2 separate regions of the Mus musculus genome follow, and region 1 is linked to region 2. The links are chromatin contacts, found by Hi-C or POLR2A ChIA-PET in ENCODE. All regions are on one chromosome and are shown on one strand. Each heading gives the region's core, a stretch centred on a gene start or an enhancer-like site at or near the end of the contact. The rest is flanking DNA. Distances are from core to core; before and after follow the strand shown. Region 1 overlaps Tead4 (TEA domain family member 4). Region 2 has its middle 17 kb from the start of 9330102E08Rik.

Region 1 (5,094 bases), core at 271-2,770, 85 kb before region 2:
CAAACTCACAGAGATTCAAGCTTGCAGATTGACTCTGTCTCCTGCACCAAACCCAGTAACTAGGTTTAAAAAATAACAGTTTGGGGGCCGGAGAGATGGCTCAGTGGTTAAAAGCTAAAGGCCTGCGTTGCTTTTGCAGAGGATCTTAGTTCACTTCCCAGCACCCGTGTCCCAGCTCTGTGTCCCAGCTCAGGATCTCAACTCGAGCGCTGGGGGATCTGACACCCTCTGACACGCACGTGCACGTAGCCACCAGGCACAGACATCTGTGCATACACATAATCAAAGTAACAAAGGAAACCTTAAATATGTTTCCATTTGGAGTTTATAGACAATGGAGGAGAAAGTAGAGAGGCCCCAGATTTATGCCTCTTCCCCCAGTTTTTCTGATTGCTAATATCTCAAGTCAGTGTGGTGCCCATGGGATAGCTGAGCTGGTGTTAGCAGGCAGACAGCTTGCAGAAAGGCTTACTCTGGGGCTCAGAGCCCGCATAACGGTATGTACTCACCATGGCAGTACCAGGCAGGAGAATTCCACAGCCCTAAAAGTCCTTTTCATCTTTACCCCAACTCCAGATAACCTCATGCTTCACTTTATCCCCTTGAGACAGGGTCTTCCTGAACCTGGTGATGGGGTAGTGGCTAGCAAGCCCCAGAGATCTGTCCGTCCTCCCCTCCTCTTCCCTCCTGCCCTGGGAGGTGCAGGTCTGTGAAATCTCAACTCAAGCATTTGCCCAGCAAGTATTGTCACCCACAGAGCCGTGTCTCTGATCTGAGCTGGCGGGCGTCCTTCTCCCACCTCTCTTAGGCTGAGCTTGAAACTACAGTCTCTCAAGACTCTTATCTTCCTCAGTTTCTCTGGGTTTGTGAGCCCCCCGTGTTTTGTCGTTTCTAGGATGGTTGAGAAGGCAGAGACTCATCTTTTCAGACTCTTCCCCCATGGCTTGATAGCAAGTGCCTTTTTTCATATCTGAATACTATTCCACAGTCTTGACCTTTTCTTTTTGGAGTTCAAAGAGGCCCAGTGTAAGCTTTCTAGAGGTTCCAGCAGTCTATGGCAAACTTGAGTCTAATTCTCCCCCGCCCCCCCCCCTCCAGCCCGTTTCCAGGGGTGTAAAAGCGTGTTTCCTCATGGCCTTGTTGCCCACTGTGAGGCCCCAGACTGAGGGTGGAGGGGTGTGGAAGCCAGTTGCTGTGACCCACTTCCTGGAGGTATTAGGGACAGGTCGGCAGACACCCACAGCTCAGCTGTTTGGAAAGGCTAGCTTGGGTCTGGCTCCGAAGTTTCCGAAGAACAGAGGCTGGGGTGCTGATATGAGTAGGGTGTCCTCCGCAGCCACGCTCAGGCTGAGCTTGAGCCCTGTGGTCTCTTAAGACTCTTATCTCCCTCCATTTCTCTGGGTCTGGGAGCTTCCCTTCCCACCTCTCCCACGTGAGGCTCCGCCCGGGTTTCCTTTCCCCAAGTGCTTCCCCGCCCACTTACGGCTCTGCCTTTCATTCCTCCTGATTCACACACAGCCTCCCCCTCCTCCGCCCCTCCCTGCAACGCTGCTGTAACTCCAAGGCAGTACCCTGGTACTCACGGCCAGGCTCTGATGGATTCACATTGTTTATGTATTGGTTTGTTGGTTTTAGAGACCTGGGGTTCATCTGGAGCCTTGCCTGAGTAGCTCAGAACTACCTACCAACAGGCCAGGACACCCGAACCCTCACCACTAGCGGCATGGTTATATTTTGGATGAGTTTACAGATTGGTCTTGAATTTGGGGCTCTCTTCCTGCCTCAGTCCCCAGAATTCTGGGATTACAGGCATTAATTCACCATACCTGGCTACAATTTTTGTTGCTAAGGTTCAAACTCTGTCTGGCTCATTGCATGCAAGTGGACACTCAAGGAGCTGAGCAGCCACATAGCTGATAAGAGCTAAGTTGGAACTCTGGAAGCGTCTTTTAAGTAAACTAGATTCTAATCGAAATCAGAATGAAGGCCCAGTTAGTGGTGATTGTAGGCACTGGGACACCTAGGTTTGGCTTGATCCCATCTGTGCATTGCTGGGATGGAGACAGGAGATCTGTGAAAGGCAGGTGCTAGTTCACTGAGCCAAACCCTTCCCAAGTCATAGCACACACACACACACACACACACACACACACACACAGAGGCACACACATAGATTCACACACAGAGAGACACAGAGAGAGAGACACACACAGAGACACACAGACACACACATAGAGACACACACACGTACAGACACATACACCCTCACAGACACACCCAGACACACACCCTCCACAGACACACACAGACAAATACAGACACACCACACCCCCACCAAACACCCCTACAGACACCTACATACACACACACAGACACACAGACACCCCCTCCCACAGATACACACACACAGACACTCCCCCAGATACACACAAATACACACACACACACCATACACATGCATACACACACACATACACACACCACACACACACACACACACACACACACACACACACACACACACACACACAGTAGAAGGCCTCTTTCCCATCTCCAGCAAGCCGGCCTCATCTTTAGAAAGTCACTCTGGGGTCAGTTTTTCTGGCTGAGTAAGTGGGCCTGTGCCCAGGGCCGGCCCCTTCGCTTGTTTTCTTTCCCCTGCTCGTTCTCCTTCCTCTATTCTCCAGGAACCATCCACCCACCGCTGACAGGAAACTTTCTTGTTTGGTCAACTTCATTTCCAACTACAAACAAGCCACCTTTCTTTGTCATCTGTACTTTGGGGTCCCCTGAAGTGCCTTCTCCGTCACATCGTTTTTTCTTCCTGACTCTTTTTTTTTTCCCCTCCTTTTTTCTCAGGGTCTTACTATGTAGCCCTGGCTGACTTTGAATCTGCTATGTAGATCAGGCTGGTCTTGAACTCACTGGTATCCTGCCTTTGCCTCTTGGAATTAAAGGTGTGTCATCTTTCCTGGCTTTTTAATGACTTTTAAATGCCAAGGAACAGAGATAAGGTGGTAGTTGTCTGTAACCCAGCACCTGAGGCAAAAGCACCATAGGTCCAAGGACTCTGTGTGTGTGTGTGTGTGTGTGTGTGTCTGTGTGTGTCTGTGTCTGTGTGTGTGTGTCTGTGTGTCTGTAGAGCAAGCCCACACCTCAAACCCAACAGATAAACAGTTCTTATGGTAAAATACTACAGGCCAGGCCTGGTGGTGCAGATTTGCAATCCAGAGGCTGAGGCAGGAGGATTACAAATTCAGGGCCTGTCTGGGCTTTACAATATATTTGAGGGCAGCAAGAGCCCATCTCACAAGGTAAGAAGAGGATTGGTAATGAGCTTAATGTAGAACGCTGGCCCAGCATGTGTGTGAGGCTCTGTCTTCAATCCCTAGGACCTCAAGTAGTCAATCAAATATACACATGGAAAAATACCCTCGTAGCGTGTTTTGGTTTTTCTTCCCTTCCTTCTGCCTCCCCCTCCCCTCTCTCCTTTTTTGATAAGTTGAAATTAGCCGGGCAGTGAATGTACACTGTAGCTGTCTTCAGACACTCCAGAAGAGGGAGTCAGATCTCATTATGGATGGTTGTGAGCCACCATGTGTTTGCTGGGATTTGAACTCAGGACCTAGGGAAGAGCAGTCAGTGTTCTTAACCACTGAGCTATCACTCCAGTCCATGTTGTATAATCTAAGATAGACTATAGCTTGCAACATAGCTCAGGCTGGCCAAGAACTCTTCAGGACTGGCTGCCTTGGTTTATTTTGGGGGGCCCGGTTTGAGAGAGAATCTCACTACATAGACAAAGGTGCCTTGAACTCACTGAGCTCTGCCTCCTGAGTGCTGGGTTAAAGGTGTGTGGGATCACAGGTGTGCACTACCACTTGACTCTACGTGGGGGTAGCTCCGGCTGAGTTTCACAGGCTGGCCCGCAACTTGCAATCCCCTTGCTTCAGTCCCCCGAACACTGGGCTTGCGAACATGTGCTACTATGCCCAGCTTTTCATCGTAATACGTAATTTTTAGTTTATGTGTATTTTGCCTGCATGTATGTCTGTGCACCATGTGTGTGCAGTGCCTCCTGGATGCTGGAAGATGTCAGATGCTCTGGAGCTGGTGTTAGAGATGGCTGTGCACCGCCATGTGGATGCTGGGAACCAAACCTGGGTCCTCTGCAAGAGTAGCAGCCGCTCTTGACCACTGAGCCACTACTTCAGCTCCTCTGCAAGGCTGACTCCTTTACATCTGCAGTTTTGTGCTTAAACACCTATCACTATCACCGTCACCCGTTCCCTTAACGTTTTATCCTTGCCTACAGAATCTCTACTGAAAAAGAAAAGTTTTTCTCTCTCCTCCCAGCTTCTGGTAACTACTATTCTCCTTTCTAGCTCTGAATTTGACTGTTGTAAGTACTTCTTGTAAAAGTGGCCAAAGATGGAGGATATTGTGTCTGGCGTCTTCTGGCTCATTCCACTTTGTAGAATCTGTTCCGTGTTCACCCATGTTGAGGCATGTATCAGTTATTATTGTTTTTTTCTGATTGGATACTATTCCATCGAGTGGTTATACCATATCTTGTTTTTTCATTGGTTGAGGGACACCTGGGCTGTTTTCACCTTTGGAGAATTCTGGAATCTTCCTGCCGGAAGCTCACCTCGCACACTGGCTGTGGTACTCTGAGCCTTGAGCTCAGCATCACCCACCCCTCCACAGTCCTTTACCTATGTTATTCTCAGTAGGCACAATTTCTTTGTTTGTTCTTTGAGACAATGTCTCACGACTTGGTCCAGGCTGGATGTAGACTCAGTGTCTTTCTTCCTTAAAGAGTCCTGGGATTATAGGCTTGTACTGTCACACCCAGCTGACCCACTGGTGTTTTTCATGGTAATTATGTCCTATAAAGGCACCGAGTTAACAAATCCTGAATCATTACTCATAGGAGAAACACTGGGTTGCATTCATGCAAGCCTCTGGTCACAAGATTTTTGTCAGCCAATTAACTTACAGGCTTGTTTTGTGGGTGCTTCAGTTCCAAGACACCTTGCTTAATGTACAGTGCTGATTCACTGACCCTGGGCCCAGAGCAGAACTCATGGC
Region 2 (5,428 bases), core at 1,631-4,130:
CCCTGGGCTGAACAAGGAAGCTAGATGAGCATGGCTGGAACATCTTTCCTCCCTGGGCCTTCCCTCCAGGTTCCTTCATGCCCTGACTTCATTCAAAGATGGTTGTGATCTAGACATATAAGCTAAACACACCTATTCTTCCCTAGGCTGATGTTGGTCAGAGTGTTTTTATCACAGCAACAGAAAGGAAACTAGGACATGTATGTTTAAGGAGAAGTTAGAATAAGGCGGCTCTCTGCTCCTCCCTGTTCCAGAGACAGCCGCATCTTCTTGTGCAGTGCCAGCTTCGTCCCGTAGACAAAATGGTGAAGGTCGGTGTGAACGGATTTGGCCGTATTGGGCGCCTGGTCACCAGGGCTGCCATCTGCAGTGGCAAAGTGGAGATTGTTGCCATCAACGACCCCTTCATTGACCTCAACTACATGGTCTACATGTTCCAGTATGACTCCACTCACGGCAAATTCAATGGCACAGTCAAGGCCGAGAATGGGAAGCTTGTCATCAACGGGAAGCCCATCACCATCTTCCAGGAGCGAGACCCCACTAACATCAAATGGGGTGAGGCCGGTGCTGAGTATGTCGTGGAGTCTACTGGTGTCTTCACCACCATGGAGAAGGCCGGGGCCCACTTGAAGGGTGGAGCCAAAAGGGTCATCATCTCCGCCCCTTCTGCCGATGACCCCATGTTTGTGATGGGTGTGAACCACGAGAAATATGACAACTCACTCAAGATTGTCAGCAATGCATCCTGCACCACCAACTGCTTAGCCCCCCTGGCCAAGGTCATCCATGACAACTTTGGCATTGTGGAAGGGCTCATGACCACGGTCCATGCCATCACTGCCACCCAGAAGACTGTGGATGGCCCCTCTGGAAAGCTGTGGCGTGATGGTCGTGGGGCTGCTCAGAACATCATCCCTGCAATCCACTGGTGCTGCCAAGGCTGTGGGCAAGGTCATCCCAGAGCTGAACGGGAAGCTCACTGGCATGGCCTTCCGTGTTCCTACCCCCAATGTGTCCGTTGTGGATCTGACGTGCCGCCTGGAGAAACCTGTATGTATGGGGAGAGCTGGGCTTGTCTCTGGTGTGACAGTGACTTGGGACAAGGATAGTCATCTTGGGGTTTGTTCTTATCAGGCCAAGTATGATGACATCAAGTAGGTGGTGAAGCAGGCATCTGAGGGCCCACTGAAAGGCATCTTGGGCTACACTGAGGACCAGGTTGTCTCCTGCGACTTCAACAGCAACTCCCACTCTTCCACCTTCGATGCCGGGGCTGGCATTGCTCTCAATGACAACTTTGTCAAGCTCATTTCCTGGTATGACAATGAATACGGCTACAGCAACAGGGTGGTGGACCTCATGGCCTACATGGCCTCCAAGGAGTAAGAAACCCTGGACCACCCACCCCAGCAAGGACACTGAGCAAGAGAGAGGCCCTATCCCAACTCGGCCCCCAACACTGAGCATCTCCCTCACAATTTCCATCTCAGACCCCATAATAACAGGAGGGGCCTAGGGAGCCCTCCCTACTCTCTTGAATACCATCAATAAAGTTCGCTGCACCCCCCAAAAAAAAAAAGAATAAGGCGAAAGTGAAATAGGTTATTAGGTTTCTTTGCACGTTCAAAAAGATAGAACTGACTTACTCTCTCTTTGAAATAATTCTTCCATACCAACTACATTATATAGCATATATTTAAACATATCCAGATAAACAATATCGAGGTTCAAAAACAAGTTTTCAAGTACATCTGTTTTTCTTCAGAGCTGGGACTGAATCCAGGACCTCACTGATGGGGAGCCAGCACTCTGCCAACCTACAATACCAGTAACCACAAAAAACCTTCCAATCACGAAAATGAAAAGATAAAAACAAAATATCAATTCTAGTGGAGGGTAAAGCACGCACTTCAAAGCAGAACATGATTATGATCAGCTGCTTCTAGCTGGTAATCTTCAAAGTAAAAACTTTGGCCCAACAAATCTTTGAGTCTCACTTTCACCTAGCTAGGGCACAGCGCGCCCCCTACTGGGAGTTCCTGACTGAATTAAAAAGCTCACTTTTAATATATACTTGAGGAGTTTAACACCAATGTTTGAAACTTTAAGGGATTTTACAACTCATCGTCGTACAGTTATTTGTTTCTTGTGCCCATAAAGTTCATTTTCAACATTTTCCATCAGAACCATCCTAGCCTCGCAACAAACGTCAGGGCTCTCATATCTCTCTGCTTTTCCACTACCTCTCCCATGATGCCTTCCATTCCCTCCCACCCTAGGTGAGTCTCGACCTGGATGCTGAGAATAAAACCCAGGTCCTCTGCAAGGTTCTTTTAACCACGGAGTCAACTCTCCATCCACCTCCCACACTAGGACCCGCACCTTCCAAATCCCACTGAGGGACTTCAACTATGACCCCCTGAGCCCCCGCGAGTTTCCGTAGCTCGGCTGGGTGGGTGGGAATGTGGTGTGCTCCGGAGGTATAGATCGCTTTGGTCTGCGCCTGCCCGGAGGAGTCGGGAAACAGCAGCCACAGCTCCTACCTTCCCAGCCATGGTCTAGAACGACTAGCTTGGGCACTGGCCACAGACAGAGTCTGGCAGTTCTAAACTCCACCCCAAGCTGACCACTGAATCCCTGGGCTCTGCCTCTCACACTTTGTTAAGTTTATCCTTCAGTTATTGCACCACTCTCGAGCAACAAGCACCGCCCACAGACTGGTGCCTCAGGCCCGGGCTCCGCCTCTTGCCTGCCTACGTTCCGCCCTCGTCCTGTTGCTCCCCACCGGGCTCCGCCTCTCGCGCACCAAGCCCCGCCCTCAGTCTATTTCTCCACATCCGGGCTCTGCCCTCTGGACCCCTGAGCTCCGCCCTCAGCCGCTGGCGTCACACCGAGGCCCCGCCTCCCACGTGCCAGCGCTCCTCTCCCAGCGCTCACCGGTCCTTCCAGCAGTCCTCAGGTTGCACGCGACCGGCAGTGAGCTTCCACTGGGTAGGGGTGGGAAGCCGGTGGCTCCGGGCAGCGGTGATAACCCAGCAAGGAAGCAGAGTCGCATTTCGGAGCGTCCACTCGTAACGCGGCCTCTCGCACACGGAGCTCGTAGTCCAGGGGAGAGGAGGCCAGGGCGGCCCTGGAGAGGTTGTAGGTGCAGCGGATCGGCCGTAGAGACCCCGTCGGACTCAGGAAGGCACTGTCAGCCGCTCGGAGCGGAACCCCTTTCCCAGACAGTAGAGTCACCCCTCCCCCTCCGGGGACCGTTACTGGTCGCCTCCTGAAGGATCAATCTGGGATTGTCCGCTAAAGTGGCCTTAGGCACCGTTAGTCTAGGGCTCGCTGGCTTGTGGCCTCAGAAGGTAATGCTCTGGGGTACCACTTTTATGTAGGGATTGTGCCCGGGGCTGGGGCATGGGCGGGAGCTAACGTCCACAGGCAGTGCCAGCAATATGCCAAATGCACCAAGCACCAAGGCAAAGCCACAAGGCTGTAGATGTCTTCTTTCAGGCAACCCAGTTTTGTGCTAAACCTCAATAGACTTTCTTTTGTCAGGACCATGGCAAAGAGTGGAACACCAGCTATTCAGGATGTAGATGAAAGTCGCTCCCCAAAACTAAGAGTGGTGTGAATTATATTTAGTCCCTGCCTCCAAGGGTTTATTAAGATAATTTAAAATGCCTTTGAGATGACAAAAGTTAAGACTCATCATTTTACTTAGATTTGCCTCCTATGGTTATAATTTTAGGCTCCTTCATAAATCCTACTAACATTTTACTATATATTATTTTTTCATTCATCAATTTCATTTCATCCTCCATTCCCTTCAGTACCACAACAGGACTACTTAATCCTTAGAGGATGTACAGCCAAACAAGGTGACTAGCCATCGGCCAGGAGAGCTTATTAAAAGATTTCATTTCTTGGGCATCCAGGTAACTTATCCACAAAAACTCATTGGTTTTTTAAAAAAAATTATTTATGTGTTTTGGTGTTATGACATATATATGTATGTATGAACCCTTGGAACCCTGAAACAGGAGTTACAGACATGAGCTGCCATGTGGGTGATGGGAATTGAACCCAGGTCCTCTGGAAGAAAAGCCAGTGTTCTTGAGTCATCCTGTTCTGGGATTATTTTTCAAGACATTTCTCATCTGTGCCTTAAAGACTAATAGAACTGTAACTTTTAAGTGTATCTTAAAGGGCATTTTTTTTTTCCTGGAAGAAAGGTTTATTGCATAAGGAAATCAATAGTGTGAAGGTAATTAAAATATTTTTAATTTATGCAAAAGTGTTTCATCTGTATGAAAGTTTTTGTTTGCTGCATCGTAGTAGTCAAGAAGTTCTGGAGAATTTCAGATTTTCAAGATTAGGGACATTTAATCATTTGTTTTTTTTTTAATTTTTTGTTTTCTTTGGAAAGTTTTGGTAGGTTTACTTTCTATTACTTCCACATCTAGGGGGTGGGGTGTGTGTCTCAATATATTGCCTGTACCTGTCTCTAACTCCAAGGCACAAGCAATTCTCCTGCCCAATCATATGCTGGAATTACAGGATTGTGACTTCATAACCTTCTACCTATATTTTGATAAGACATTGGATTTACAGTTTGATAGTGACATGGGATAAGAATTTGGGGACTGTCAAAAAATATATATGAGAACTTAGAAGCCTGGAGAGCAGAGTGTTATGGATTGAATTAGGTTCCTTAAAAACTTATATGTTAGCCTGGTACAGTGCCATATATATCTATAATTCCAGCACTTGCAAGATAGAGGTATGAGAATGACAAATTCAAGGCCATTCTTGCATATATATATATATATATATATATATATATATATATATATATATAGAGAGAGAGAGAGAGAGAGAGAGAAAGAGAGATGGATATAGTGAGTTTGAGGCCTGGCTTGGCTATATGAAACCTTGTTTTATATATATATATACATATATATGTATATATACACATATACATATATATATATATATACACACACACATATATATGTATCAAGAAAAATCCCCAATGATATCATATGGTTGCCCTCCCAGACTAATATAACCATTGTCAAGAAAGTAAAATGGCCCAGGTACAGGGTGTATGTCTGTCATCCCAGAACTCAGTACAGCAGGACAAGAGCCTGGGTTACATAATGGCACTACCTGAAGAAGCAAATGGAAAGACAATACAGAGGGCTGGAGAGATGGCTCCATGGTTCAGAGCTCTTATTATGCCAGGCATGGTATCAACCTTCTTTAACCCTAGTACTCAGGACACAGAGTCAGGCTGATCTCTGTGCGTCCAAGGCCAGTATGTAGAGGGACTTTTTTAACTCCCCCCCCTAAACAACAACAACAACAAGCAGCTCTTGTTGCTTTTGCAGAAGACCTTGGTCCCCAGCACCAAAATGGTAGTTTACAACCTCTT

The links. Hi-C counts contacts between places; a loop is a spot of excess contacts on that map. ChIA-PET counts read pairs that join two places held with the same protein, here RNA polymerase II (POLR2A).
Region 1: POLR2A ChIA-PET joins it to region 2 with 35 read pairs in embryonic stem cell. The contact joins two enhancer-like sites. A Hi-C loop is called at or near these places in 1 of 37 maps with a recorded cell type or tissue (T-helper 2 cell). POLR2A ChIA-PET finds 5 or more read pairs at or near these places in 4 of 5 experiments (Patski and embryonic stem cell).

The regions. Positions count from the first base shown.
Region 1 is chr6:128,282,342-128,287,435 of GRCm38, reverse strand. The region is part of intron 1 of Tead4 (TEA domain family member 4); the gene reads left to right. Among named protein-coding and RNA genes, the nearest start is that of Tead4, 16 kb to the left of the region's middle. Within about 2 kb of position 1,520, at least 1 of the 3 ENCODE cell types and tissues checked has a DNase peak (open chromatin) inside an H3K27ac peak, as active enhancers do.
Region 2 is chr6:128,198,108-128,203,535 of GRCm38, reverse strand. It overlaps the pseudogene Gm4691. Among named protein-coding and RNA genes, the nearest start is that of 9330102E08Rik, 17 kb to the right of the region's middle. Within about 2 kb of position 2,880, at least 1 of the 3 ENCODE cell types and tissues checked has a DNase peak (open chromatin) inside an H3K27ac peak, as active enhancers do.